3 separate regions of the Mus musculus genome follow, and regions 1 and 2 are each linked to region 3. A link is a loop called in an ENCODE intact Hi-C map of the cell type or tissue named here. Cell type or tissue: left cerebral cortex. All regions are shown on one strand. Each heading gives the region's core, and the rest is flanking DNA. Links, peaks and the distances in the headings are about the cores only. Region 1 holds the start of Gcfc2 (GC-rich sequence DNA binding factor 2). Region 2 overlaps Gcfc2 (GC-rich sequence DNA binding factor 2). Region 3 has its middle 55 kb from the start of Mir7232.

What was found. Peaks named below come from ENCODE experiments on the same cell type or tissue, not always from the same donor. Only the 100,000 strongest peaks of a DNase experiment are listed, where the experiment ranks them.
Region 1: it touches region 3 in a loop (7-fold over the local background); 6 of 42 quality-filtered maps call a loop at or near these places.
Region 2: a loop joins it to region 3, with 4 times the contacts of the local background. A loop is called at or near these places in 4 of 42 quality-filtered maps.

Annotation. Positions count from the first base shown.
Region 1 is chr6:81,917,690-81,927,909 of GRCm38, reverse strand. It overlaps Gcfc2 (GC-rich sequence DNA binding factor 2), which reads right to left and starts at 4,241. Exons shown (of 17, transcript NM_177884.3): 1 at 3,972-4,241; 2 at 2,016-2,144. The coding sequence starts at 4,203. In left cerebral cortex, for the core only: no CTCF peak of the experiment used is centred there; DNase peaks (open chromatin) are centred at 3,474, 3,873 and 4,261; H3K4me3 peaks cover 1,298 bases; H3K27ac peaks cover 764 bases.
Region 2 is chr6:81,942,839-81,953,058 of GRCm38, reverse strand. Gcfc2 (GC-rich sequence DNA binding factor 2) reads right to left here. Exons shown (of 17, transcript NM_177884.3): 8 at 10,049-10,130; 9 at 9,518-9,630; 10 at 8,539-8,738; 11 at 6,446-6,596; 12 at 4,678-4,796; 13 at 3,074-3,150; 14 at 1,273-1,339. Among named protein-coding and RNA genes, the nearest start is that of Mrpl19, 18 kb to the left of the region's middle. In left cerebral cortex, for the core only: no CTCF peak of the experiment used is centred there; a DNase peak (open chromatin) is centred at 5,956.
Region 3 is chr6:81,835,148-81,845,367 of GRCm38, reverse strand. It overlaps the pseudogene Gm4874. Among named protein-coding and RNA genes, the nearest start is that of Mir7232, 55 kb to the left of the region's middle. In left cerebral cortex, for the core only: a CTCF peak has its summit at 5,812 (motif pointing left); a DNase peak (open chromatin) is centred at 5,780; H3K4me3 peaks cover 450 bases.

The DNA.
Region 1 (10,220 bases), core at 2,241-7,240, 83 kb before region 3:
AAAGTAGATTAAAGTTCCAAACCCATCACGGGATCCAAGACTTAAAAACTGAAACCCTAGGGACTCGCTGGAAACACCTTCTCAGCGCGGTACTGGAGCTGAGCAGAGCCTCTAAGGGGACTGTATGTAGCAGTGGGGTTATGAAGCGGCGTTAGTCGCCAATACCCAAGTGGACTGGAAAACAACACATCAAGTGGACCTGACTCAATGCAGGACTTGGTGGGGAGATGCTGGTGTCACAGGAAGTAATCCTCTCCCAAGTTACATGTCAGAGTTCAGGGAAGGGAAGACTGTGTTTCCCATCCTGTCCCCTCACGTCTCCACAGTTCCCACACAGCAGATGTCAGACAGACGAGGGCTGAACGGATACAGACACCCCCGTGCTTTTTCTGATAAGTGGCATTAGCGTATGCATCGCCCACCAGACAAGCAATCATCTAATAAGCTGAGATCAACTGTGATCTCTTTTGTAAGAAGAACCTCTGCCACAGGGAACATCTCAAGGCAGACAGCCTATCACTGGTTAATTCTCACAGCCAAACACATAACAAATACATTCTTCATACACACACACACACACACGGCTTTGTGCTTGGGTGACAGCCATGTGCCATCATACCTAGCCCTGCCATCTTTAAATAGCACATCTGCTATCTCGATGGTGTATTTGGAGGAATGACAACTCTTTACCGTGGAACTGTCCTGTACTCTGAAGGGAATTTACCACCCACATGCCAACTCTACTCTCTGTGATTATTAGAAATTATGCCACACATTGTTCCCGACTGGCTTCTCCTCAGGAGAGCAGAGCTACCTGCGCTTCAGAACCCTCACACTGTCCCTCACACTGTCCCTCACACTGTCCATCCTCAGAAGCAGTGCTGAGTACTGCAGCCACTAGTCATATCGCACCATATCAACTTAGGTAAAGACTCGGCTCAACAGCTTCTTGCGGCAGTGGCTACTGTACTCATGGTGAAGATATAGACATTCTTCTACCATAACAAAAGTTCTACTGGACAGTGCCGCACCCAGAATTCACCCCAGACTATGTCTGCTTATTACGAAGCTCAATTTTTAAAAAGATCTAATTCACTATTTGCAATTATGAATGTGCATTTGTGCATGTGAGGGGCTGGTGCCTGAGGAGGCCGGAAGCACCAGACTCTGCAGGAGCTGGAGTTCTGAGTGGTTGTGCGCAGGCCGACATGGGTGCTGGGAACTGAGCTACTTTTCTCAAAGGGCTCTTACATGTCACTAGCCTGAAAAAATAAAAATAAAAAAGAGTCTCTACAGAAGGAAACAAGTTATGAACACCTGATTACATTTAAAAGGCCGGAGGAATATTTCTGACTTCATGGGCTATAGAGTAAGGCCCAGGATAACTTCTCCACTTTGCCATCGTAATGCCAAAGCAGACTTAGGTAACTAATATCTGAAAGAGCTTTAATGAGCATTGGGTTAGATTTGGCCCAGAGGTGGTTATGCGCTTAGCTAACAACTGAACTAAGCAATCTTTCTTTAAAAAAGCCTCTTCGAGTCATTATGAGTTACATATGTTATATTGTCCTCCTTCAGGTTTTAGACACGCTACATGTGACATCAGCAACAATCTCAGGATAAATTCTTACCAGCTTCTAGGTGGGAGGGGGAACTACCCAGCAAGCACAGGGGCTCAGAACACACTGCGGAGCAGACTCCCTGATCTGAGCCTTGTCTGGGCTACTTCTAAGCTGTCTGATCTCAGTTATATCATGTAATAAATAATGATATAACTATCTGTTGCATACTTTTTACTGCTTTATCAACAATTAAAATGACTGGTGTATACTGTGCTGATGCGAGAGCTTTTTCATGCCATCCATCACAGGCTCAGGAGGCAGAGGGTGAGTCTGAGGCCAGTTTAGGCTACAGGATGAAACCCAGACCAGCCTGGGGTACAAAGTGAGACCTTGTGGCAAAAAAAGGAAGGAAGCTAGTTAAGTTAGTTATATAAAATTACAAAAATTACCAACCTATGGGTGAAACGTCTCTTTCTTCCAGAGAGCAAGAGCTATCAGAGGACGGACTCCGATCACCCTTACTTCCTGTCAAGGTATGTGTTCCTTCCTCTTCATCCGTTGAGAGCTCAGCTGTTCTGCATTCTAAGAGGATACCGATGGAAGCAAGAAAGAGTCAAAATATTTGAATCAATAACCAAAATAAACATGTTCATAAGATGTCCTCTTAATTCCAGACTACATGAAGCTCAAAAAGATTGGTGCAAATAAACATTTAAAGGAGAGTCTGAGAGGTGAATCAGAGGTCAAGAACACACACTGTCCTTGCAGAAGACATGAGTCTGGTTCCCAGCATCTGTGTCAGGCAATTCACAGCTACCTGAAACTCCAGCTCCTGGGGATCTGACACATCTGGTCTCTGTGGTCACTGTACTCACACATGGACATACACAAAAATGAAAATACATCTCTAAAACACAGAATAAAATATGGAAAAAAATAAAGCCACCGCTCACGTCTTAGCTACTGCTGTGAGAGACAACCTCTGCCTCCAACCAAGGCAAAGCACGGTCTCCAGTTATCCTTCACAGCCCTCGGGGTCTCGTGAGGTGATGTGTGCACTCAAAACCACTTTGATTGTAACAGACACACGTTACTTGTTCTTTTCTCTGGGTTGACATTGTAGTAAGGTACAAGTGTGGTGGGTAAAAGCGCTCGCCTCAGCACAAAGGCAGTGACATCAGCTCGTACACAGTCATTGTATTCTTCACCACACACCAAGAAAGGGAAAAGAAAGCCATTTTCATTCACGTTTGTTGATGAAGCAATGCAAATTATTAATTTTGTAAAACTTTGAGCCGAGTACCACTATCTTAAGGATAGTGGTAACAAAAGAAAAATAATCTATAGAAACCTGGGCTATTTGGGACCTCTATTTTTAAGAGTTACAAAGAGAGTTCAAAGGCCAAAGAAATTTGAGAACCACTGATCTAGGAGGGAAGAGAAGTACTTACTTAACTCAAGGTAAACAGATGACCGGCATACTTTGTTACAAATACAAAAAAGATCAATCAAACTTTAGATGAACCGGGCCCCTGACATTGACTAAGAAATCAGTAAGATCCCAAGCCTTGAAGTCATTATTTTAAGTGCTATACGCTGGGCACAGAAAGACAGATATGTTAAGCTCTCATTAATATGTAGAATCCAAACAATTTGAAGGAAATCACAGACACTGAATAGAATGGTGGTTAATATGAGCCAATGTGGGAATGTATGTTGGCAAAGGTTACAAAATTTTACAAGAATAAGTTTAGTGTATCTATTGTACAACACAGTGATCTTCCTACACTGTGTGTGTCTGCTGCCTGACAGGGTTAGGGGAGGAGTTCCAATGTCCCAGAGTTACAGACGGTCCTGAACCACCAAGTTGGTGCTAGACACTGAACTCGGGTCCTCTAAGAGTAACCAGTGCTCTTAACTGCTGACTGGCTTCGCCAGCCCTCAAATGACTTGGTATTTGATCACATGAATGGAACGGTCCTTAGTGTCACCAATCTCAGTCACAGCACCTCGTTTTACATTATTTTTAATCTACTTTTTGTTGTTGTTGCAGATGACTGATTTTAAAAATGACAACGTTCCAAACCCTGTCCTTATTCTTTTAGTCACTGTCTGGTGTTCTTAGAAAACTGTTAGACAAGCTCCCAAAGGCTCACACGACTTTCATCCACATTTAACAGCTAACAGCACGAGGAGTCGTTCAGGACCTCTCTGAGGATTTGGGTTCAGTGTGTGCACACCAATGGCTGTATGCTCTAGTCGGTGCGGGTCACCTGAGGATGCAAACTGCAAAGTGCCACCAAGATCTATGGGAGGCTTCGGGCAACCCCGGCATTGAGCAATGCGGGTGCAGACGGCCATAGAGGCCTCTGGATCTGAGCAACGGAGCCCTTTCCACCCCTCGGTCACCTGCTCCGCCGTCCCCGCGGGGAGCAGCTCCCGGGCTGCGGCGGGAACTCGCCCAGACCCGACCTCGGCCCCGGGCGCTGCGGGCCCCGCGCGGCCGCTCCGCTCCCTCTGTTCGGCCGCCGGCAGACGCCGGCTCCTCCGCACTCTGCTCCTTCGCGCCGTCGCTATCGCTATCGCTATCGCTGGACTCGACCTGGCGCCGCCTGAAAGTCCTCTGGGGCCTGAGAGCCATGTTCCAAGTAGGATTGGCGCGTCTCCTTAAGGCTAGGTGTCCGGCGCCTGCGCAGTCGCGCGTCTCGAGATGCGCATGCGTGTTTGTGAGAGCTCCGCCTGGTGCAGCAGGGTTCGGTACCCAATGGTCTGAATTGGCCGAGCTGAGCTGCCTTTTTAGTGGGACAGATAATAACTGGCCAAACATTCTCGCAGTTTATGTTCGAAGCCCGGGAGATTACCTGCACATCTCACCCAGAACAGACAGAAGTGGAGGGATAAACAATGAAATTAAGCATAAATGATAAGAGCATAAATGACCTGAGGCCTGTGGCTGAGATTTCTCCACTGCATTCTGTTCACTTAAGGTTTCCACAAATGTATTTAAAATGCTTTGGCTTATAACTCCATTCTCTCTCTCCTCTCTCTCTCTCTCTCTCTCTCTCTCTCTCTCTCTCTCATATGCTCTCTCTCTCTCCTTTCTTCTTTCAAACTAACACTTCCCACATTGACCATGGAATTCGCAAAGGCAGAAATCTGTTTATAGGCCATGGGCACATATTTGGCTCCAAAATTGTATTCCCTTTGGGGTAAGAACTACGTTGGGTCCCAGGCAATCTAGAGAGAGTGAAACCTTGGTCTCTCAGAGCTGTGATGAGAGTTTGCAGTTGCTTCCATAAGCATCAGGTTCCATGCCTGCAACCTTTGGGCTCCAGGCTTTAACACCTGCAGCACACCTCACCCCGTCTCCAGCGTACTATTCCTTTATTGTTTCCTTATTTGTTGGTTGGTTTTCAAGAAGACTTCAGTTACCATCAAAACATTTCATGTGACTACATAAAGTTGGGTGCATACAGCTACCAAATACTGTTGTTGGGACTAGAATCAGAAACATTTAACACAGGCTCGTGGCATTGAAAACCTGGTCCCCAGATTGTGGCACTGTGGGACAGTTGTAGAACCTTTGGGACTATGGGTTAATTCGCAAAAATGGCTCTCCAGAGGCAGGCCTTGCAGGTGATGGATACATCTCCCTCTGGCCAGAGCTCTCAGCTTCCTGGTTGGCCAAGGTGTGGAGTTACTGATTGACAATGTTCGGCCACTGCTGACCAAGCCATTGGCCTTGCCAATCCGACCATGATGGAGGGAGGGTGCCGACAGAACTGTGAGTCAAGTAAACCCCTCCTCACTTAAGATGCTTCTGCCAGGTTCTTTGTCATGGTGACATGAGAAAAATAACCAAGATAGTTTTCTTTTCACCCTATTTAGTTTAATTCTTTTTACATATATTTAGTGTGTGTATGTGTGTGTGTGTGTGTGTGTGTGAGAGAGAGAGAGAGAGAGAGAGAGAGAGAGAGAGAGAGAGAGAGAGAAAGAATATGGCTAAGATAAGAAGACAGCTATTTGGAATCAGCTCTTTCCTTCCACTGTGTAAGCTGGTCACTAGGCCAAACAAGTATCTTTACCAGCCAAGCTATCTTACCAACCCTTTTATTTATTGATTTATTTATTTAATTCTATTTTTTTAACCTACTTATAAATTTACATTATTTGCTCACAATTGTTATACCCATAAGACTATAACAAGTATAGCTGAGTGTTTTCCTTCCAAAGTCATACATACTATGCATGCCTATTTTAATTTGGAAATATTATTTATTCTGTAATATTTGTATATATTTCTCCAACAAAGCTCCTTTAAAATTAATATTAAATATTAAAATATATATATTGAGACAGGGTTTCTCTATATAGCCCTGGCTGTCCTGGAACTCACTCTGTAGACCAGGCTGGCCTTGAACTCAGAAATCTGCCTGCCTCTTAAGTATATATTTTTTAAAGAACTAAAATTGTTATACCAAAATTTAGATTGTTTGGATTTTGATCCTTTGTGATCTTAGACTTGAGAGGCCTTATCTTTGGAGATTTTCTACATTAAACTTAGGCATTCAAGAGTGTGTCAGTCGGACTTCTGTTGCTGTTACAAACCTTGTGAATGAGGAAGTTTCATTGCTATTATTGGCTGCCTAGACAGACAAAGAGATCAGAATTCCTCTCTGAATGGCTGGGAAATGATTCAAGTTAGATGGGAAAGGAGAATGGGATTAACATTTTTCTCCTCTTCTATCTTTTCTTTCCTTTCTATCTTCTTTGTTTGGGGGGAGTATCAATTAGCCCAGGCTGTTCTTAAACTTGCTATGCAAACAAGGCTGACCTTGAACTCGTGAATGTTTGTCTTACAGGCCTATGCCATCACACCCAACTTCTTCCTGTCTGTGTTGAGGTAAGGACAGCATCTGAGCAGGGCTTGGCACTGGCTGCTAATACCTCAGGAGAGGTGTCACCTCCAACTAGGATGGATTTGCTTTAAGATAGGGTCTAATTATGTAGCCCAGGCTTGCCTCCAAGTCATGGTACTGTTCCTACTTCAGTTTCTCAAGTGCCAGGACTACAGGTGTGAGCCTGCATACCCACCAAGCTCAAGTTGTTTAACTGCCCTGAGCTCCAGCGACATCAGAGGAACAAATTAAATACCCTTTAGCTCTAAAATATGAAGCCATAGGATGTTTGTTCCTCCCTGACCCCTGAGTATTCTATCTCCATGATGACCACGAGGCTTGTGATACTGCGAAAATTCCCCATTCATCTCAGAAAAGATCAAATCAGAGGACAGAGAGACCAACTGAGACCAGCCGAGGAAGGTTCTTTCCTAGTCCTGTAGCTCATGGTTACCAGGGCCACCGTTAGCTATGACCCAAATACCCCAGAGGCAGCTGCTTTTCTGTAATCTCCCCTAAAACAGCTCCCTAATGTGCTGACTCATGGCGAGAAGAGCTGGACACATAAAGGTGGCAGGGGCCGCACTGCAGCTGTCCCCCAGCTACTGTTTGTCCCCAGGATGCTCTCTGATTAGAAAATGCTTTTTCCATGCAGACAGTCACTGCTTCAAGGCACCACTACCACTTAGAACCTCGAAGCATGAACTGGACCAATGTCACAGAAGCTAAGCTGGTGTGAAGGCACCTCAGGCACACAGGAAGCAGGCACTTCATAAAGGAAGAGGCTGCAGGAGGTGCTTGCAATCAGCCCTTTTGTTTACCATGTGTAACTTTAATTTTTCCAAACCTTACTTTTAATGATGATTCCTAAACACTTTAACCTCCCTTGTAGCCCACCACCCACCAGAGGTAGTGGGAAAGAAAGGATATGGGGGAAGTGGACCTGTTTAGAATGGAACAATTCCCATCTGTGTTGTCTGCAAATCGGCAGTTCAGTTCACAGGTTAGCAGGCAGCAGCAGCTTGATCCACTCAAAAACACTTCACAGATACACCAGCAGTCCCGTTCAGGAGAATCAGATAAGCAACAACGGTGACGTGACCTAGCAGGGACAGTCAAGCCTCAGCTTCTGCTTCAGTCAGCGGGAGGGACGGGCAGGAACACCAGGAGTAGTTCTTGGCTGTGCCCCTCTTAGGGAAGCAGAGATCATCGAAGACTTGAGACCCATACTTGTTGCACAGCTAACTGTACCAGCAAGCCAATCTCTGTCTCCGTCACTCCATGGAGTCCTATTTATTTATACCCTCCAAATAATCATGTGTCCTCCACGTGCCTTGCCTCAGCACCGGTCTTGCCTCAGCTCGAGCATCCAATCAGCCTGAGTCCCTTGAAGACCTGACAAATGCAGCCCAATTATGCAATGCAAGGCAGACCCGTACATGTGTTCTTATTTGTACTTGCTTTAGCAGAGCATCCTCTCTCCTGTGTCTGCTTCAGTGAAACGTTCCTTCATGAGTCTGCCTTAGTCTTTCACCTGTGTCCCCTTCAGAAAAACACTCCTTCATGTGTTTGCCCCAGCAAAACACCTTCCAACACAACTGACTCTCCAAAGAACCCTTAAAGTTTTCACTTCAACCATGTTTATGTGATTCCTGATCAGACCATTCATTCAAGAGGGCAACATAAGTGTTAACTTTTATCGTAGACGGAAATAACATCCTAGCTTATTAGATGACATGCTATGTAACAAAATCAGCATACAGGGGTTGTGAACTCCTTGCTTTTTATCCTGTCTGAGTATAAGCTCCACTAGAATATCAGCATCTTCTTCTGGCCTCTGGCACATTCTCAGCGTGCCAGCCCCACACACAAATGAACATCCATGACACAGATCTAACATACACATATATACATCACACACACACACACACACACTGATTTAGGTGTGTGGGGTACAACTCATTTTAAATCTGTGACAGTCACTCTGCAGTGCAGAATAGTGAGGTTGTAGTCCAGAAGTAGGGGAAATGTAGGTATGATTAGGGAATGGAAATATCAGTTTTTGAATACGATTATTGTTTTTTATATTATACCAAAAGAGAGCCTCATGTGATGCAGGCCGATCCATACTTTCTAGGTACCTTAGGATGATCCCATACCCCTTATCCCCCGCCTCCACCTTCAAAGTAATGGGTTATATGCTAACACCACCAAAACAGATTTAGAAAGCACTGAGGATTGAACCCAAAACCTAGTAATTGAAAGGCAAGCAGTCTCCCATCCGAGCCACAAGCCCAGCCCCAGGCTTCTTATTTAAGATGCTCACTAAAGGCCAGAGACTCTCAGCCTAGAGGTGAAACCACGATGTCCTTGGCAGCTATGGCAGTGGACCAGGGACCTGTCACTTGCACTGAGCCCTCTTCATGGTCCCAGTCTTTCCTCATATATATTTGCACATATTTTTTAATAGTCTCCTGTGAAATATTCCTCCATTAAAAAAAAGAGAATCAGATGATATTCAATAATGAAGGTCACTTACTTACCTCCTTACTGATTTGTTAATCTGAAGAAGTCTGGCTATGTGGTCCATGTTGGGTTAAAACTAGTGATCCTCCTGCAGCAGCCTCTTGTGTCCTGACATTACAGATGTAACCTTGGCCAGGCTCAGAAAAGGTCTTTAAAACTGGGTACCTGAACACTGTGGAAAACACAGATTTTTAATGGTGTAGTCTCTATTTCAACATCCTGGTACCTACAGATTATTGTATCCCAATATAGGTTGATGACTTTTAAATGGATCTGTCAGAAAAGTCTTTCTCATGTAGGTGTGGTTCACAAGACTGAACAAATGAAATTCAATGAATAAGTAAACATTAAAATAAGAATATATATATATAATAAGAATATAATGAGAATATATATATATATATATATATATATATATATATATATATATATTTGCAAGAGCTGTCACCTCATGAGACCTTAATTTTAGTGCTGGGAACAATGTGAAGCACACCAAAACTTTCATAAATATAAATTTGTATACATTACTGTTCTAGCATACAAAATCAGCCCCCAGACCCCATGATCCTAATCTCCCATGGGTCTCACTTCTCCCTATCCCTAGATCTCTCATATCTTATGGGGCGTGGCTCTGGTTCCTTTCTCTATGTTGCTTGCTTTTCTCTGCCCCCCCCCCCCCAAAAATGGTGTGGTGTGGAGGAAAGTGTCAGAATCTCATTGTTCCAAGGCTCACCTGACCTTTGACATCTGATCAGCTAAACCCCCTATCACTATCATGGACACAACCCAAGAGAAGAAACCACTTCCTGAGGGGAGGTGGAGAAAACTCTACTTTCTAGGCAAAATTCTAGAATTGTTTTATTCTTCTTTTTTGTTTGTTTGTTTTTGTTTTTGTTTTGTTTTGTTTTGTTTTGTTTGTTTTTTGAGACAGGGTTTCTCTGTATAGCCCTGGCTGTCCTGGAACTCACTTTGTAGACCAGGCTGGCCTCAAACTCAGAAATCTGCCTGCCTCTGCCTCCCGAGTGCTGGGATTAAAGGCCTTCGAGTGTATCTGACATGACTTTTCCCTTGGCACTCAGACTGCTGACTGAAACTTAGTAACTGACAGAGAACAAAGTAACATTTGTGAAGCAGACAATGCACCAGGCACTTTGTTATTACTTCCTTTTCCAGTAATGCTGGGGATTGAACCCCGGGTCTCACCAGCATCCCACTTATTTCATCCTCTTAACGA
Region 2 (10,220 bases), core at 2,987-7,986, 110 kb before region 3:
CATGGAACTCCACCGGAGCCTCTCCAGATCAGCGCCCCACTGTAACCCATCCTCCCTATTGTCTGGCCCACTAAGTGTAAGACTGTGGTTGCCAGGACCAGAAAGCACTGTCAAGGCTGGTACCCATGTGTGGGAAGCCAGGCAATGCCAGAAACCTCACTGCTGATGTGTAAAACAGAACAAGGCACAAGTCTGCTGATAAAGGGGATGAAGTGCCCTGTAGTGAGATCTACGAGTAAATACTGGTTTTATTTGGAAGGCTGAATTCTGAGTCTTCCCTTAGTATTCTGAATGGAGACTGACACACACTACTCTTCACTGTCGCTGACCTGCCTGCCTGTCCGGGGAAAGCATCTTCCTGACTTGGCCATGACACACGTACACTCACTGCACTGAAACTGCTCCTGCTAAGGACATTTACGTCCTTGTATTCTCAAACATGATGGACATTTCAGTACCCTGGGACCCTTTATCTTGGCATTTAAATCACAGTTTAGTTCTTGGATTCATTCCATCTCCACAGTTGTGTGCAGTTTGCTATATCCAACACAGACTTCACGGTCTCTCCAAGCTCCCTCCCTCCATCTCCTACAAAAGCTAAGACGAACACAGGCACACAGTGCCAGCATCTGGCACTTGGCTGTGACAGACTTGTGTTCCTCACCTGTAGTGAGTCACTGTGGAGTCCTTAAACAACCGACCTCCTTATATCTACCTCCACCGGCCTGGATTTGTCTTAACTGTAGCTTTTTGACCATCAGGTCACCGAAATTAAATTTAGCTGGAGTGTCCATGAGACAAGAACAGCTTTTACATTTTTAAAGGACATTTCAAAATATTAAAAAACAAAACAGACTACAGGTGGCATACACCTTTAATTCCAGTGCACAGGAGGCAGAGGCAGGAAGGCATACCATGGAGTGTAAGATCAGTCTAGTCTCCATAGCAAGTGCCAGGACAGTCAGGGCTATGTAGTGAGACTGTCTCAAACAACGCAACACAACAAATTCAATATAGAATTTGTTTGTGTGTTTGTTTGTTTGTTTGTTTTGAGACAGGGTTTCTCTGTGTAGCCCTGGCTGTCCTGTGAAAATTATGTGATATTCAAATTTTGGTGTTGTTAAGCAAAGTTTATCCAAACACAGTTCATTTGCTTGCATACTGATAGCCTGTGAGTGTTTTGTGCTGTAGTGGCAGAGTGGAGTGGTTCAACAATATTATTTAGCTGCAAAGATTAATATAGACACATTTAAAGAACAGTACTCTGCTTACCTTTAGAGCTCCCCAGAACTGTCTTTCTTGGAACTTGGAGTGTGGTGACATTTTTCCTTCTTCAGAGCTAATGTGAGACCGGTGAGGAAGGAGGAAGAAATGGGGAGAGGGAGGGGAGGGAATACACAGGACCATTATTCTCTCAGAATAAAGCCTCAACAGTAGGACTCTTGTTTGTTTTTGTTTTGAATTCTGTGTACATTTGTATATCTCTGTGTGGTTTGTACACATGAGTGCAGTGGCTGCACAGGCTGGAAGAGGCCATGGGTGACCATGGAGTTGGAGTTACAGATGGCCGTGAGCTGTCCAACCGAGGTGCAGAGAATCAAACTCTAGTCCTCTGGGAGAGCACTGGACACTCTAAGCCACCCGTGATCTCTCCAGGTCCCTGTTATTTGTTTGTTTGAATTAAGCAACTAAACAGTCTCAATGAAAAATGAATCAAGGCACTCTGATGGTATCTACCAAGAATTACAAATGCATCCACAGTCAGCCAACAGTGGGTTTCTGCAAGTGAGTTTTGTAGATATGATTGCCTTTGCACAGTTTGCTTATAATCTTATTGCTAGTAAGAGATTACCACTCATGTGCTGGTCAGTTACAGGATACCAACATGCCAGTACTGGCTGGTTTTGTGTGTCAACTTAACATAAGCTAGAGGCAACAGAGAGGAAGGAACTTCAGTTGAAGAAATGCCTCCACGAGATCCAGCTGTAAGGTATTTTCTCAATAAGTGATTAGTGGAGAAAGGCCCAGCCCACTGTGGGTGGTGCTATCCCCTGGGCTGGTGGTCCTGGCTTTTATAAGTAAGCAGGTGGAGCAAGCCGGTATGCAGTATCCCTCCATGGCCTCTGCATCAGCTCCTGCCTCCAGGTTCCTGTCCTGACCTCCGTCGATGAGAAACAGAAATATGAAAGCTTAAGCCAAATAAACCCTTTCCTGCCTAAGTTACTTTTTAGTTATGGTGTTCTGTTGAAGCAATAGAAACCCTAACCAAGACAATGCCTATTGAGGAACTTTTAAAAAGTGAAGAAACTTACTTACATAAGGATATGAAATGACTTCAACTATCTACTAAGTGAAAAAGGTACAAAACTGCTTGTACCTGCTTATAATATACTTCACCTGCTATACACGGAGGGGGTGATAAGGTCACAGCAGAGATAAGATGAATGGCAAAAATCTACTACACTCAGAAGTCTAAGAGTAAATAAACCTCATTTTAGGGACCGGAGAAATAGTCCGATGGTTAAAAACACTTGCTGTTTCTGCAGAGGATGTAGATTTTAGTTCCAAGCACCCACACAGTGGCTCACAACTGCCTGTAGTTCCGTCTTCAGGGGAGCTAATGCTCTCTTCTGACCTCTGCAGGCACTCACATGCTACATATACATACACACAGGCAAATGCTCACAATATATAAATTAAAAGCAAACAACCCCCCCTTTTTTATTATTTTAAAGATATGCTTGATTTTAGTCAAAAGGCTCAGAAACGACTGCCTTAAATATAACTTAACCGCACTCCTATTCTGAACCATGAGAACATATTAGTTACCTAAAAGAGTACAGAACAAAACCTACTGGGACGTATTTTTATTCGTAGGATTCTTATCTCTTCCTGACTCAGATAATCAGGAAGCTCAAAGTCCTGTCCAAGCCCCCCAACTTCCACCCTGGGAGTACCATTGGGTGGCTACAGTTCGAGGACCGCCTGAGGTACACCAGGCTGTGTCTTACCCTACCCTACTATCCTCAAAAGAAAAGCTATCTCAAACAGTATAAACATGGAGAGCTCTTACCTCTTTGGGTATAGAGGAATAAAAATATCATCTTCTATTGACTTCTTCATTCTTGCAACAATAGATTTAAGTAAATCCTATTAAAAATGTGAAAAGCATCAGCAAGCCATAATTATAAATATAATAACTAAATCAAGTAATTTTAATAGTGCAAATCGGTCTGCAGTTAGAGCCAGACGTTTTAATACTGTGAGAACTTAGGAGATGCATGTGGTTGTCACTAGATCACTCACTGCTGTACTGCAGTTTGTTGCACGAATACTACTCATTAGACATTTGATGGTTTCCAATTAGAGGGTTCATTGTGCTTAATGAAGCTATAAAATACCTTGCAGAAGTCTCAGTGTGTGTAAGAGCAGTTAATAGGTATACACAAGGAAATGGAACTGCTGGAATACAACTCGTGACCTTGTATTCAACTTGTACAGAATCATAAACTAAGATGGTAGTATCTGATACTAGAAACCCGGTGGTTGGGAGATCATAGACCTAGGGGCAACCTCCCCACTATGGTTTAGCTAGCTGGTATCAAACTACAGCCTAGATATTTATGTTTATACCCATAGACACGTGATACTCACACTTAACCAGAGAAGCTTGTCTTTGCAGTAAACAATGATGAATGCAGATACTCACATGCTCAGCCCTAAATAGGACATTTCTACCACCCTCTTTAAGGAATGCCGTGGAAGAGAGAATGGGAAGGATGTAAGAGCAGAAGACAGGGAGAAGAGATATGAAATACTGTCTTCAGGTCATGGCACAGCCCTTGCAAACATGAGAATTGATCAGCAGAGGCTGCCCACACAAGACCGGGCCTGCCAAGAGCCAGTCATGGATTGGAGAGGCCACAGGGCCCTAGTCCTCCCTGAGGAACTACTGGCAACTGATGCATTCCAGGGAAAGGACAATTACTGCAGTCCATAGGCTACAATAGATAGTTCTAAATCCATGGGCATACACAGTCCTGGTTAGAATTAGATGGGCACAAGACAAAGCAAAACAGAATAAAACAAAAAGATGTGAACATAGAAAGGGACCTGTGGGAGGAGGAGGGGATGACAAGAGATGGGTGTATATGTGAAGGGGAGGGGAGAGTAAGCAATGTACTACATACACATGAAATGGTCAGAGGACGAATTTAATCAATAAGGAGTAAAACAAGAACAAAACCAAAGCAACAACAAAACCCAACAGTGGTGACCCATTGTAGTACTAGCTGTGTCTAAGGGGAGTCCAAACATGGTGGCACATGCGAGCAATCCCAGCACAAGGCAGGCAGATCTTGGTGGTTTAGTCCCATCTCAGTTTTCCTGAAGAGCAGGGTTTGTTTTTCTTTTTCCACTTAACCATAAGTACTATTTATCTCAAGAGACCTATATCAATTTTTAGAACATCAAGAACAAAACTCAAATTTTATTTTACCCCATCTTTTAAATTCTTTGAATTCTGACTTTCTAGGTAATATCTCCACGCAATAGAATCTGAGCATGCATACATTATTTTATTTACTTTTGTGGTACTGGAAATTGAACTCGGGTCTCTTGCATGCTAGGCAAGCACTCTGTCATTGAGCTAAACCCCAAGTCTGCAGATATCATTACCTGTTTATTTTTACTAACTTCATTTTCAGAAGCGAACTGTTCAAAAGCCACTCTGCAGTGCACTGTTAAACTTCTTGTCTGTGAGGTTGACAGGGGATCCCAAATGGTCTCTACAAAATCTGAAACACATTCAGTGGTTACACAAGTTACTAGATCACGCACAAATAACCAAGTCTTTAGCATATCCTATCCCACTCCATGGTAAGGTTAAATCCATGGCTCATCATGACACTATTTGCATGTGCTCCAATTTCTATCTTTACCATTTCCTCTGCACATACCCTCAATTATTCTTCCTTGGGTTTTGCTCCACCTGTCAGGTTAACCTACAACCCTCACTAGATTCACCTTCTCACTAACTCTTCCTGTAATATGCAGTTAAAATGTAGCTGTAAAGAAAGCTATACCAAACCAAATCCCCAAAATTCAAGTAAGCCTCCATGTTAGGCAGCAATTACTTCCCTGGCCTGCTTGCTTGCTGGTTGATTTTCCTGGTTCATTCTTTCAGTTGAAGGAACTCTCTCCTTCCTTCTTCTCCCTGTCCTCATGCTATGTATGCATGTTGACGTGTGTGTGTGTGTGTGTGTGTGTGTGTGTGTGTGTGTGTGTGTGTGTGTGTGTGAAGCTTGAGGCCAATGGCTGCAAGTCTGGCATGCCATCTTGCTATTGGGATCCTGTCTCCATGTTACAAACACTTGGCATTACATGCCAGCCACCATGCCTACCATGTTTTTATGTGGGTTCTGGGGATCCGGGCGCTGGTCCTCACTGTTGAGGGCAAGAGTTTTAAACACTGCACTATCTTCCAGCCCCAGCCCCCTAGTACTTTCTCCAGTACTGACCATTGTTTCCTTTCCTTTTAAAACAAAATAAAGTACTGCCTAGATGTCTACCTCCTAATCTTCTTCCTGTTTGTTCCTGGAATCCTCTCAATTTCCACAGAGTGGCAAGTGCATCTCTCAAGTCCCACAGGACATTTGTACAGTAAGCTCCAAAGGGTGATTTTAATCAACAACCACAACTAGGCCCCTTTCTCCCTGGAAATATTTTTTTTGACTTTGGGACATAATTTCTTTTGACTGTCCTCCTGGTATCCTCTCTAGTCTTGGCTGGTACTTGTCACTTCTGTGGCTTTTAAATGCTAAAAGGCCCTTAGGACTGAGATAATTTCTTTCTCATTCCTTCCTGCATTCACTTCCTTAATATTTCACATCGCTTTGTGGCATTCAGTACCACCCACACGCAGCTGCCTCCTGCCTGAACTCCTCTGACTGGTATACTCAACAACCATCTACCACCCCACTCAGTGACTGGCACAGCCACCAGAGCGCCACTCGCCACTTCCACTCTAAACTACCTCCTTCAGATTCCCAAGTCAGGAAAAGGCAACTGAGTCAAAACCCCAGAACCACTCTCATGTTCTCCCGCTCCCGTGCCCAACAATGGCTCCTTCAGCACACCCTGGGAGTGCTGTCTTCAGAACACAGAGAACCGACGCTCAATAGCCATGGGATGGTCGGCTCAAGAATGAGAGGTAAAAAGAAAATCATCAGAATGAATATTCATCTTCAAAGTTTAGTCAAGTTCAAAACTCATTTCTCTGGAATATGGTAAAAATATTCAAATACTACCACTACTGCTGTGGACAGCCAACAATTGTGCAAACAAGCATGTTCCAAGCAGGTCAATTTGAAATTTATTGCTCTTTAATACAGTATTTCCTTGTTATCTCCAAGCTTCTTTGTGATTATAACAGAATTAAGATTACCTGTAAGTCGAGGAACAACTGTTTTGTTGATGACAGCAGCCAAGATTTTTTTATCAGAACCATCTTCCTTCCCTATATCGTCCATGCTGCTCTCCATAAACTCTGTTATAGCTGTGAACCAGGGCATCTTGTCTAGACCTATGGAGTCCATCTATGAGATGAGATGATAAAAGTTATACATTCTTAAATGTGTGTATTTTGTAAGTTAACTTATTCCGAAATCCCTAGACTTTCCCTAAGGCTCAAAGAGAATAATCACATGTTTTAATACTATGTTTACCCCACTAGGCCACCAAGGTAAGGCAGGAAGCACGGCATCCCAGCATCGAGGCAGAATAACTAAGAACTGTGTTTCATGCATTCATCATACAACAAAAATGTGACAAAGGTCCACTATGTGCCAGGACATGCAGAGACCAGCAATGGCAGCACTCTGACAAGAGTGAAATAAGTGTTTGAGTTAGGCACTTGGAATTCACTGGTAAAATTCATTCATCTGCCTCAAGCAAAGTTGACTTCAGTCCTTTCACTTAGGAATAAATGTGTAATGTGCATGTGGCTTAGCTTGTTAGCCAATCAGCAAACAGCAAATGGCTGCTACTACTTCTAGAGGAATGATCCAGGATGGCTAACTCCAGGTGCTGCCCATGCATTCCCTAATAGTTCCAAAGAGATGACCTTGCTCTACTCTGGAAGGTGGTGTGGGCCTAGGAAGCCTGCAGACACATGGCTAAGACCAAGGAGGAGACGCTGACACGCTCGCTCCATCATTTACTCTGTAAGCTCATGCTCAGAGCTTTCCTCAGAGAGCTTCATTCATAGCATGCAGGATCCAGCTAGGTTTAGTGGCTTCCTAAAACATTACTTTCAAGTCCCTGAGATGACTCGGAGCGTACAGGCACTTGCTAGGTCTGATGACCTAAGATGGATCCTTGAGACTCATATAATGAAGAGAACCAACTCGCATATGCTGTCCTCTGACCTCTACATGTGTGCCATGCATGTGTACACACAGCCACACAGTATATATGTAATGAAACATTTTAAAAACTCCACATTACTACCAGGCTACCGGTAGTGATGCACACCTTTAATTCAGCACTCAGGAGGCAGAAGCAGGCAGAGCTCTTGAGTTTGAGGCCAGCCTGATTACAGAGTGAGTTCCAGGACAGGAAGGGCATACAGAGAAACCCTGTCTCAACAAACAAAACAAAACAAAACAAAACAAAACAAAAACAACGCCACATTACCATCCCTATATCACATTTCCTATTACTTCCATAAGTAAGCTCTCAGCCCTGAATCTAGGTTTGAAGGCCAGGGTGCTCACCCTGAACTGCCATTTTTTCCCCACTTTCAAGACAGTGTATCCCACAAATTCCCGCATGTCCCTAGGCCTCTCTTACAGCCCTCCTCCTCCGCAGTGTGCTGCTACCCAACTCTTTCCAGTTTGTCATCTCCAACTTCACAATCCTCAGAACAGGTTTTTAAGTCAAATTTAACCAAACTTAATACCACAAAATTCTGGGGAAATTTTCACAATTATAAGAATATTAAAAATGTGTTTGAATTACTGATGTTTGGTCCTGCTATGCCTTAAGAATCGAGCAAGATGGCTGGGGATGTAGCTCAATGGTTTGATGATTGTTTAGCACACAAGAAGGCCCTAGATTTTACTCCAACTTTTCTCTGTCTGTCCCTGTCTCTGTCTACCCCCCCACCCCCCAATCATGTAATCATCCCAAGTAATACAGTTTAGCGTACATTTCTGGACAGTTGTTCCAAGGCTCTAAATTTTATCTACAACTTTAAGGGTAAATGGTTTTGTTTTTGCTTTTTAATGATGTTCATTCTTGCGGGGGTGGGGGGGGTGGGGGGGAAGGGAGTGGAAGGGCATGGCATGTGTAGAGGCCAAAGGATTGTATCACATGGGTTTCAGAGTCCAAAGTCAGGCCATAGCCCTTGGCAGCTAGCACCTTTATATGCTGAGCCATGCTGCCAGGCTAAGGTTGTGATAGTTTAGACCTAACCTGACAGCAAGGGCACAAAAGCAGTTGACATGACCAGGACAGTCACATGTGAAACACTGATACCTTAAGAGGATTCCAGTCAAGCAACTGAACTCGTATCAGGGGACTTAAAAGCTTTGGTAAGCAGAAACCAACGAAGGCTTCATAGTAGGAATCAGGAAACTTTTCTCGCCACTGCTGAAATTTCAATAAAATATTCTGGACGTTACAAAAATCATCATGCACATCTTCAAAAACTTTCTTACAATCCTGTAAAATGTCACCTGCAAACAAAGTAAGTCTCTTTATGTTATGCATTTTAAGCCTGTTTCCTTACCAACAGTCACGAGTTGCTACCTAACCAACTGGGCTGGAAACTTTTGTTATTTCATATATTCATTTTATTTAAAAAGTCACTTTAATACCAAAAGTGATAATATCAACAGTAATAAATCCTACTGTGTATTGAGTTCCTGTATATATGCCAAAATACCATACACTTCTTGCTGCCTCTGGACAGGCAGTGCTGTGAGCTCTGCTCCCAGGGCGCATTGTTGCTGCCTGCTGGGTTACAGTGGGCACTGTGGCTGCGTTGCTTTCCTTAGATGGCATCATCTGTAACTTGCACAACTAAGTCAGTGAACTACTTTAAAAGGCACTTTATTATAATGAACTCAAAGTAAAAGCATCACAAAGCTGATTAAATTAAACCCTCAAACCAGACATTTGTCAACTTCCCAACTGTGCATCTCAGTGAACTCTCCAGTCAGCATGGAGGCCTGAAGCCTCTTGGGTGTCTGTACTTTCACTAACTGGCAAGTACGTTTTGTTTCTCAAGGTTTTTTCCAAGGTTTTCTTTTTTTCTTTTTTCTTTTTTTTTGGTAAGGTTTATTAGAGGTGTGGATGCCCCTGCTGGGTGGACGGGGCAGCAAATCTTATGCAGAAAATGTTTACATCTTTCTTGTATTTCCCTGTCTTAGTAATATGGATTTAAAGGCAGCCACAACAAAGCCTTCCTCACTATTTCAACATCTCAAAATAGGTTAGAATCTTGGCAATTGACCTTGGCACTTGTGGAAGTTAGTCATCTCTGCAGGAGACAGCTCATCATCACTAGACATCCCTTCCTGATGGTCACAGCTGCCCGAGAGCTCCCTGGCCTGTCTTCTCTGCATCCTGTGTTGTGCAACAAAGTAAAGTAAGGCAACAATGTTAGTATTTTACAATGGAACACATCATGTACTGACAGCATTTTATGTAACTATTCTTGGACACTGCTTCTTTAGCCGCTTTGGTTCTAATGTTCAGCTTAGACCATTCTCTGAATATAAAGATTTCCTACTTCTATAAAGAGAGTACACTTGTTACAAGTGATTTCTAGTTCAAAGCAATTCTCTAACAAAGGCCACCTCACCAATTCCACCTGAGCTCCAGTTTGTTTCTGAGCTGGAGGCCAGATGAACTAACTCAGCTTTGGTCTTACATCATTCTTGAAAACTGGGATGCCAGGCTGGGTGATTATCACATAGCTAATTCTACTGAAAGAGTAGTAAGTCCGTGCTCAGTGTGTTAAGTCTGCACTTTATACAGATACCTCCGAGCTTCAATCTCTTCTAAAATCCGTTGATCCTTTTCATCCACAGCCAAGCTTCCATTTGCCGATGTCTCATCTTTGCCTGTTAATTCACAAAATTAGCTTTGTACTACAGTCTCAAAACGGTGAATCACTAAAGCTACAGGTAACTTCATGAAGTGTGTGTGTGTCT
Region 3 (10,220 bases), core at 2,737-7,736:
TGAAAAAATGGATTTGCTAGGGAAAGTAAGAGCAAGGAGGCAAAGATAGCAAACTTCCTTCTCCAATGTCCTTTCTATATGCTCTCAGCCGAAGGTGTGATACAAATTAAAGGTGGATCTTCCCACCTCAAGAGATCTGTATTAAAGGTGTATGGGTCTTCTCAGTTCAAATGATTTAATTTAGAAGTAGTTTCTCACAGGTGTACCTAGTCACATGGGCTTTAGTTAATTCCAGATATAGTCAAGTTGACAACCAAGAATAGCAATCACAACCTCTAACTAAGGAAGTGAAAGACCTGTATAATAAAAACTTAACGACATTGAAGAAGGCATTAGAAGTTGGAAGATCACTCATGCTCACACATTAGTAGGATTGTCTTGAAAAACCAAAAAAAAAAAAAAAAAAAAAAGATTGTGAAAATGGCTATCCAAAAACAATCTACAGGATCAGTACAATCCCAATCAAAATGCCAACACTATTCCTTACAGAAATTGGAGATATCACACTCCCAGATTGATTTGAATCGGTTCTACAGAGAGCTATGATACTGAAACAGGATGGGATTGGTGTAAGGACAAATACACTAATCAGTGAAACAAAACAAAAAACCTAGACATAACTTCATACTGACAGACACATGATTTTGACAAAGAAGCAAACAAAACAAGACAAAGGAAAAAAGAACCACTGGAGAGAAGACATCATCTTCAACTTCCTGGCCATACTAAATACCTGCATCTAGAAGAATGAAAATATATCCACATCTATCATCCTGAGCAAAACAACTCCAGATGGATCAAGATCTGAAACTTAAGACCATATACTGTGATGTGATAGAAAAGATAGTAAGGAATAGGCTTGAACTCATTGGCACAGGAAGAACTTTCTGAATGGGACCTTGGTGAGGCAGGTATTAAGATTAACAATGAGTAAATGGGACCTCCTGAGACGAAAAAATTTCTGTACAGCAAAGGAAACCATCATTTGAGTGAAGAGGCAGCCTACAAAATAGTAAGAACTGAGAGGCCAAACCTACTTCATCTTGGGCCCGGCCTTCATCTTAAAAACAAAACAAAACAAAACAAAACAAAACAAAACAAAACAAAACAAAACAAAAACAGCCTGAGAACTTGACCTGCAGCTAAACCCAAGCTGCACCCAAGTACCAGGAAGGACCCAAGGCTGGTTCTTGGCCCATACCCCAGAGTTACTCACTAGCTACATCCTAACAACAGTTAAATCAAAGATTAGTCTGATTGTTTCAGAAGTAATTTCAGACCGTTTTTGATTGTTCATGTTTCAGAACATCTACCTGTTGGCTTACAATAGTCATTTTATTAGATACTTTGCAGACTGGAAGACTCCCCTTGACCCCAACACTTACTCCCAATCCCTATAAACCTTGTCCTGCTGAGGGTTCAAGGCTGGTCTGCCTTCCCATCCTTCTGTGTCAGGGTTGGGTTGGAGGAGAACCAAAGCTCGAGTTTGTAATAAAGAGACCCTAATGCAATTACATCAGAAATGGTTCCTTGGTAACCTTTTGGGGTTCACAAACATGTTGTGGCACAACAGAATAAACAACTTTACCAAAACTTTGTCCATCTAAAAGAGGGATAATATCTAGAATATACAAAGAACTAAAAACTCTAGACACCAAAAAAAAAAATACCAATTTAAAAATGAGGCATGTATCTAAACAAAGAATTTGTAAAGTGTGGAACACAAATGGCTGAGAAATGCTTGAAACTGTCCAACATCCTTAGCTATCAGGATAATACAAATTAGAACTGCTTTTATACTTCATCTTACCCCAGGTAAGATGGCCAAGATTAATCAAACAAATGAGAGTAGATTCTGGTGAGGCTTCAGAGAAAGGGGAACCAGTATTCATTGCTGCTGAGAGCAAAACTGGTACAGCCACTATGAAAATCAGTGTGGATGTCCCTCAGGAAGCTGAAAACCAGCTTACCACAAAACCCAACTATACTGTAACTCTTGGTTACTCAAAGCACTCTACCTCTTTTGACAGAGACACTTGCCCATCCATGTTCATTGCTGCTCTGTTCATACTAAACAGGAATTGGAAACAGCCTAGATGCCCACCAACTGATGAATGGATAATGAAAAATATAGAGCTTTTATACAATGGAATATCATTCAGTTGTCAAACTATAAATAGATCTCGAATAATCATCCTGAGTGAGGTGGCTTAGACCTGGAAAGCAAATCTTGCATGTTTTTTTTTCCATGTTGTTTTTATGCCTTTTATGCTTTATTTAGAATACCTACAATGACCCTCAGAGTTGGCTCACGTCACCCCCAAAACAAGTTCTCAACACATAGGAGATTTATTTGCCCCAGAGGGACAAAGGACAGGGAATGAGAGACAAGGATGGGAGAAAAAGGATGAAGGAGAAGTGCCACGCTCTCCAGTCGAGTCAGCTTGACAGGTGGAGGCTTGGAAGCTGCTCGTGAGGAAAAAAGTTTCAAGGAAGCTCTCCTCCTGGAGTCTGGCATTCTCTCTAACCCATACATTAATTTTCCATTCCCGCATTAGTCTAGTGTATGGATCCATGTGCTCTCTATTAGTATTACCCTATTATAAGTGCCTTTTAAGATTGAATTCTGACATAGCTAAAGCCTCCCCCAGTGTTCCAAGATCCCAGAAAACCCTGTGAGAAAGCAGCAAGGAAGTTTAACCTATTCAGTAACTAATTAAGCATTACAATGGACGAAGCCAGTGGCTCAACTGGTCTGCAGAAAGAGCCTGGGAATCTCACTGAGATAGAAATCTTTAGTACAGGCTACATTCCATACCTAAAGCAAGCTGGTATACTCTCCTGACAAATGGAGATTCTCCAGATAAGATAAGAATTAGCAAGACCTAGAAATTTAGGGGTCTGTGACATTACATTATTCTTGAGGCCTGCCAAGAGTAAAACCCCCTGGTGCTATTAACACTAAAGTGTGAAATTCTTGCCTGTCACTAGGCTGATCCTAGGCAGGACTGCTAATCTCTATTGTAAACATTTACTTGGTTCCTGCAATTCCTTTCGAAGTCATTCCTTTGTATCTGGTAAACTTCAATGTACCTTGCCTGATGTGACTTGCAACCCCTGATATTCTCTGTACTATAAAAAAAAAAAAGTGCTCGACCTGACAATACATTCAAATTCAACACAACCTCTCCTGTGTGCATCTGTTTGTCAATTCATCCGAAGCTTTGCCCACCTGCCCGAGAGACCCGTTCCACGAAGACACAGGGACCCAGAGGGTCTGTGGCAGAGAAGGGGGGAGGGGACAAGGAAGAGGGGCAGGGATATTTGTTCTGAAGGTGGGGTGACAAAGGACTGCCTCTGGATAGAGAGAGGACAGACATGGCCATAGAAAATGACAGTTGCTGGACTTCAGTACTTGACCAAGGTCAAGCTACCCAAGTATTGAAGTCCAGCAATCAAAATCCCCTTTTGACTTACCAAATTAACATTCCCAATGAAAAGTAATCACCTCATCCTAACACTGGTTTTGGTTCCTGTAACTCTGCTTCTGGCTAACTGTTCTTGCTAACTGAGCCATGTCAACCCAGAATGTGATTTTGTGCTTAAAAGTTCCCCCTGAGAAAGGCACAGGGTGGTCTGAAACACACACCATGGTAGCCATCTGGCTAATAAAGACTTTTTATTGACTTAAACCATTTCTGAGTAGCCTTCTCTTGTGAATGCCCCCACAACATCCTAACCTCCATGGGTATTGAAGGGACTCTGGCCAGCCCAAGTGTGGTAAACACGGATATAACAGGCTTTGTCCTTCTGCCCCATTCTCTTTGCCTTGCTAAAAAGCATTACATGACATTCCTAAAGCTAGCCACCAAGGTTCGTTCTTTTACTTGGCCAGTTACTCCTCCTGGAGGCAAAGGGATAAACCAGTTCTAGCTGGAGCTTGGGGAAGGAAGTCTCTCTGTGGAGGTCTGAGGGAAGCACTCGCGTCAGGTAGATGCTATTGTCATGGGCAAGGGTGACCCCAACAAGCCGTGCAGCAAAATGTCCTCATAGCCTTCTTCATGCAGACCTGCCTGGAGGAGCACAAGAAGAAGCATCCAGACTCATCGGCCAGCTTGGCCGAGTTCTCCAAGAAGTGATCCGAGAGATGGAACACTATGTCTGCAAAGGAAAAGTCGAAGTTTGAAGATTTGGCCAAGAGCGACAAAGCACGTTATGACAGGGAGATGAAGAACTATGTTCCTTCCAAAGGTGATAAGAAAGGAAAGAAAAAAGATCCAAATGCTCCGAAGAGACCACCATCTGCCTTCTTCCTGTTTTGCTCTGAAAATCGCCCAGAGATTAAAATTGATCACCCTGGCTTGTCTATTGGAGATACTTCGAAGAAACTGGGTGTGATGTGGTCTGAACAATCTGCCAAAGATAAACAACCATATGAGCAGAAAGCAGCTAAACCAAAGGAGAAGTATGAAAAGGATATTGCTGCATTCCGTGCCAAGGGCAAAAGTGAAGCAGGAAAGAAGGGTTCTGATAGGCCAACAGGCTCAAAGAAGAAGAAGGAACCAGAAGATGAAGAAGAAGAGGAAGAAGAAGAAGAGGAAGATGAAGAGGAGGAAGATGAAGAGGAGGAAGACGAAGAGGAGGAAGATGAAGAGGGGGAAGATGAAGAGGGGGAAGATGAGGATGAAGAATAAATGGCTGTCCTAAAGTGTGGAGTATATGTGCTCAGGCAATTATTTTGCTAAGGATGTGAAATATAAGTGCAGCTCAATATTAGCTTCAGTATAAAAACTGTACAGATTTTTGTATAGCTGATGAATTTCTTTGTAGAAAAAATATTTTTTAAAAAGAGTAGGGGCTACAACGTACAGTTAGATTTAAAGCTTTTGATGTTGAATGTTTCTAAATATTTAATGGTTTCTTTAATGTCAGGGTAGCAAAAAATTCATAGGAATTTGTATTATCAGTAAAAAGAATTTTTTTAGGATGTTGCATTTTTGTTTTTGTTTTTTTTTTAATTTGTAATAAAATAATGTATATTAAAAATAAAATAAAAAGAGGAGCAGGCACTGATAGTGATTTAACACCTGCCAGCACTGTTAGACAGTAGAGGTAAGTGGAACACCCTCTCTCTCTCTCTCTCTCTCTCTCTCTCTCTCTCTCTGTGTGTGTGTGTGTGAATGTAGAGTGCAACTATGTATGTGTGTGTGCAGATCCACATGTATACATATGTAACACCAAGACACTGGGTGTCCTCTATTACGCTTTGCCTATTTGTTTGTGGGAAGATCTCTTCTGAAACTTGAAACTCAGGTTTTTATCTGCTAAGCTAGAAGCCAGCAAGCCTCAGAGAGCCTCTGGTCTCCACCCCACTAGCTTCTGCCCTCTACGCTGCACTGCGCTCCTTTTGCTTGTTCAGCAGCAAGTGCTCATAAGCACTGAGTTACCACTAGGCCTGGGAGAGAGGGCCCGTCTCGGTCTTTGCCTCTCTGAGGTGTTTTGTATTTATTTATTTTTGACAGTTTTATACATGCTTGCAAGGAATGTATTTAGAGCATGTCCACCTCCCATTCGCTTCCTTCTCCCCTCTGGATGCCACCCGACCATGTCCTCCTTTCACTTCAAACAAAACAAAACAAAACAAAACAAAACAGAGAGGAGATGAAAGCGTTGGGGGGATGTGCTGGGAGTAGGGTGGGTAGGCGGAGAAAGCTTGGGTGGATACCTTCGAGATACTCTGCAATCTCCTTCCCAGAAGGACTTTCTGTTCAGCGTGTGTAGTTAGCTAGGGACCATGGTTGCTGAGCTCCCTCTAGTGAGAAATGTACTCCTTACAGAAAGATCACTGCTATGCATCCTGGGCAGTACTTCTTTCTCTCTTAGGAGCCATTGGCTATGTTTTTTTTTTTCCTTTTTAACATTTTTATTTTTTAAAAAATTGTGTGTGTGTGTGTGTGCACATGTGGAGGGGGTCAGGACAACTTGTGGGAATCCGTTTTCTCCTTCTACCACATGTGTGTGGGGCTTGGTAGGTCATGTATCTATGAAGTTTATGCTTGAGAATATAGTCAAGTACCCCCCTTATAAAGAAGTCTCCCATCATGGTGTTTTCTGTACATTTATTGCGCACACAGCCATATACTGTGATACTTAGCATCTGTCATCTCAGGAGATACTCAGCCTCACAGAAACCTGGGAAGGTGGCCTGTATCCTCGAGTTACTAATGAGTAACCAGAAATGGAGGGGAAGAGGGCCAAATCTCAGAGTTAGAGCCAGCATAGCAAGTAATACATCACGTGCAACCTTAAGGAGGGGAGAGTGAAGCCCACAGAGCAGGGGCAAATGCTGCATCCCTAGGCAACCCCTTGCTTTTGATTTACTATCTTGCATCTCTGCTTTAAAGATTCATTTTTAAGTGTGTTGGTGGTTGTGAGCTGCCCTAAAGCCACCCTAAGTGGGTGTTTGGAGGTTCTTCTGCAATGCCCATGAAGGCCAGAGGAGGACGTTGACTCTCCTGGAATTGGAGTTAGAGATAGTTGTGACCTGCCCAATGCTGTGGACACTGAACTTGGGATCCTCTGCAAGAAGAGCAAGCAGGCTTACCCACGAGCCATCTCTCCAGCTCTCAAGAAATCGTCAGGGTGATTTCTTGCAAGGACTTGTGTGAAATTAACTGTAAAGTGCTAATTGACCACAACCTGGTTATGGTTAAACCATAACCGTTAGCATGGCGATTTGGTGAGAGGAACAATGTATGCTCATAATACTAAGTCCAGAGTGACAGTGAATGACTTTTGTTTTGAATTCTGTCACTGAGTTCTAGAGTTTTCCTCTTGTTATAAAGAAACATTTTTCTAAGGAACCCAGGACTTTTACAGTATGTCCATGGGGGAACACCATCTGGGAGATTTTATTTTTCTTACTATGAAAAATGACATTCACATGGGGAAATGAACAAAACCAAAGTACACAGTCAAACACTTGCCACAGAGCAGATCCATCTATGACGACTGTCCAGGTCATGAAACAGAGCTGTTAGCACCCAGCCTGGACTTATTTCGAGCTCCCTGCTCCCACATCAAACATTCTGGATTTTATAGTAATCACTTCCTATTTTCTGACTACATTTTTACTACCTAAGTGTGCACCTTCGACACTATGGTTACAGAAATGGAACCATTTCTGGTTTCGCCTGACATGCTAGTGTTGACTCTACATTGTTCTGTATGACTGCCGTCCATCGTTGCTGCTGGGTGCTATCTCATTGTGTGACTATGCCAAGTTTGTCTCTCCCAGGGCTGTCAACATTGTCAGTCTCGGTTTTATTTTATATTATAAGCAAACTTTATTTTATATGTATTTTATATTGAAGAAATGTATTGTATAAATTATATTATACAATTTATTTTATATTATAAACAAATTTTATATCTTAAACAAATATTTTATAATATTCCAGTGCCTTTCTCTTGGGTTTTCTGCACACAATTCCGTTGAATATAAACATAGATGTAAAAATACCGTACCAGAGGGTATGCCAAATATTGGTGGAAATGACAGCATTTGAAGTGGTAGTCACCCACAGTCACACAGTCAACAGTGCACTGCTTCCATAGTCCTTATTCTCATCTCTCATTGTCACTTGTCTTAGTTTTAGTCGTTTGGATAAATGTCTGTGTGCTTTGTATGGGTGCATACACCACAGTGCTTGAATGGTACAGGACAACTTTCGGGAATTGGTTAATGCTTATCCACAGACATTGAAAATTGGTGCTGATCTAATCCCATCATTTAAAGGATTAGTTTTCGTGACATTAATTAACGAATGCATTTGTTTGTGTGTTTATGTGTACATGTAAGTGTGCATGCATGGACACGTGCCAGGAAACCCACGTTGATGGCAGAGGACAGCTCGTGGGAGCTGGGTTCTCCTTCCACCATGTGGGTTCTAGGGACTGAAGTTAGTTCATCAGGGTTGGCGATAAGCTGCTTTTTTTCTTGAGCCATCTAGCCAGCCCGAATTCTATCTTTTTTTTATTTTTTATTTTTTTTTTGTTTTTTTTGTTTGTTTTTTGTTTTGTTTTTGTTTTTGTTTTTGTTTTTTTTTTCGAGACAGGGTTTCTCTGTATAGCCCTGGCTGTCCTGGAACTCACTCTGTAGACCAGGTTGGCCTCGAACTCAGAAATCCGCCTGCCTCTGCCTCCCGAGTGCTGGGATTAAAGGTGTGCACCACCACGCCCGGCTTATTTTTTTTTATTAGGTATTTATTTCATTTACATTTCCAAAGATATCCCAAAAGTCCCCCACACGCACCCCCACCCACTCCCCTACCCACCCACTCCCACTTCTTGGCCCTGGCGTTCCCCTGTACAGAGGCATATAAAGTTTGCACGACCAATGGGACTCTGTTTCCACTGATGGCAGACTAGGCCATCTTCTGATACATATGCAGCTAGAGACATGAGCTCTGTGGGGTACTGGGTAGTTCATATTGTTGTTCCACCTATAGGGTTACAGATCCCGTTAGCTCCTTGGGTACTTTCTGTAGCTCCTCCACTGGGGTCCCTGTGATCCATCCAATAGCTGACTGTGAGCATCCACTTCTGTGTTTGCTAGGCCCCGGCATAGTCTCACAAGAGACAGCTATATCTGGGTCCTTTCAGCAAAATCTTGCTAGTGTATGCAATGGTGTCAGCGTTTGGAGGCTGATTATGGGATGGATCCCCAGGCATGGCAGTCTCTAGATGGTCCATCCTTTCGTCTCAGCTCCAAACTGTGTCTCTGTAACTCCTTCCATGGGTATTTTGTTCCCAATTCTAAGAAGGAGCAAAGTGTCCACACTTTGGTCTTTGTTCTTGAGTTTCATGTGTTTAGCAAATTGTATGAATTCTATCATTTTAAGCTTTATTATCTGGTATCCTTTGTTGACAGTTTTTTTGCTCTTGGCCTTTGTTTGCTTGTTTTAAATAGGGTAGAACCTAAGGGTGAAGGCTCCATGTAGACATCAGCTTCACTTCTCCACGTTCAATAAGTTGTGTGGGTGTTGTTCTCAACAATGGGGCCCAGCTTTCAGTTTTTACAGAACAACTTTTTCTCTTAGCATGCTTCCCCCCCTCCCCCATAACCCACAACTCAGTTGAATACAATCCAATCCCCCCTCTTGAAGCTTTGCTTGGCTACAAGAGATGCTCAGTTGAGGACAACTTTCAGTTTCATCTAGAAACATACACACATTGAAATCCAGGATAGCTAAACCAGTCAGAACAATAACATAACTGCTGGAGATATCACTTGACTTCAAGTGTACTACAGACCTATAGTACCTGCATATAGTGACCTCCATGATATTGTCATAAAAGCTGACAAGTTGATTAATGAAATCAAATTGAAGACCCAGACATAAACCCACACACTTTTGGACCACTGATTTTTGATAAAGAAGCCAAAAACACAGTGGGAAGAAAAGGCAGCAGTAAGTGGTGCTAGTCAAACTGGATGGCTGAATATAGAAGAATCCAAATTGGTCCAGATTTATCACTGTTCACAAAACCCAAGTCCAAGTGGATCAATGGCCTCAACATAAAAACACTGAATCTGATAAAAGAGAAAGTGGGGAATGCCCTTGAACATGATTGCACAGGAAAAGTCTTTATGAATAGAATACCATTGGTACAGGCATTAAGATAAAAGTGGCCTCATGAAACTGAAAATCTTCTGCGTGCAAAGGTCACCAACATTAATAAAAAGTGGCATCCTGAGACTACCCGGGCCTGACCTGGGGCACAAGCCCCTCCCGCTCCACTCGAGCCCTGGGCTTCCTTGCCAGAGGAGTTGCCTGACACCCGCAAGGGCCCACACAGGATTCCCCACGGGATCCTACGACCTCTGGTGAGTGGAACACAGTGCTGGCCCCAATCCAATCGCGCGGAACCTGAGACTGCGGTACATAGGGAAGCAGACTACCCGGGCCTGACCTGGGGCACAAGCCCCTTCCGCTCCACTCGAGCCCCATGCTACCTTGCCAGCGGAGTCGCCTGACACCCGCAAGGGCCCACACAGGATTCCACAAGGGATCCTAAGACCTCTAGTGAGTGGAACACAACTTCTGCCAGGAGTCCGGTTCAAACACCAGATATCTGGGTACCTTCCCTGCAAGAAGAGAGCTTGCCTGCAGAGAATACTCTACCCACTGAAACTAAGGAGAGTGCTACCCTCCCAG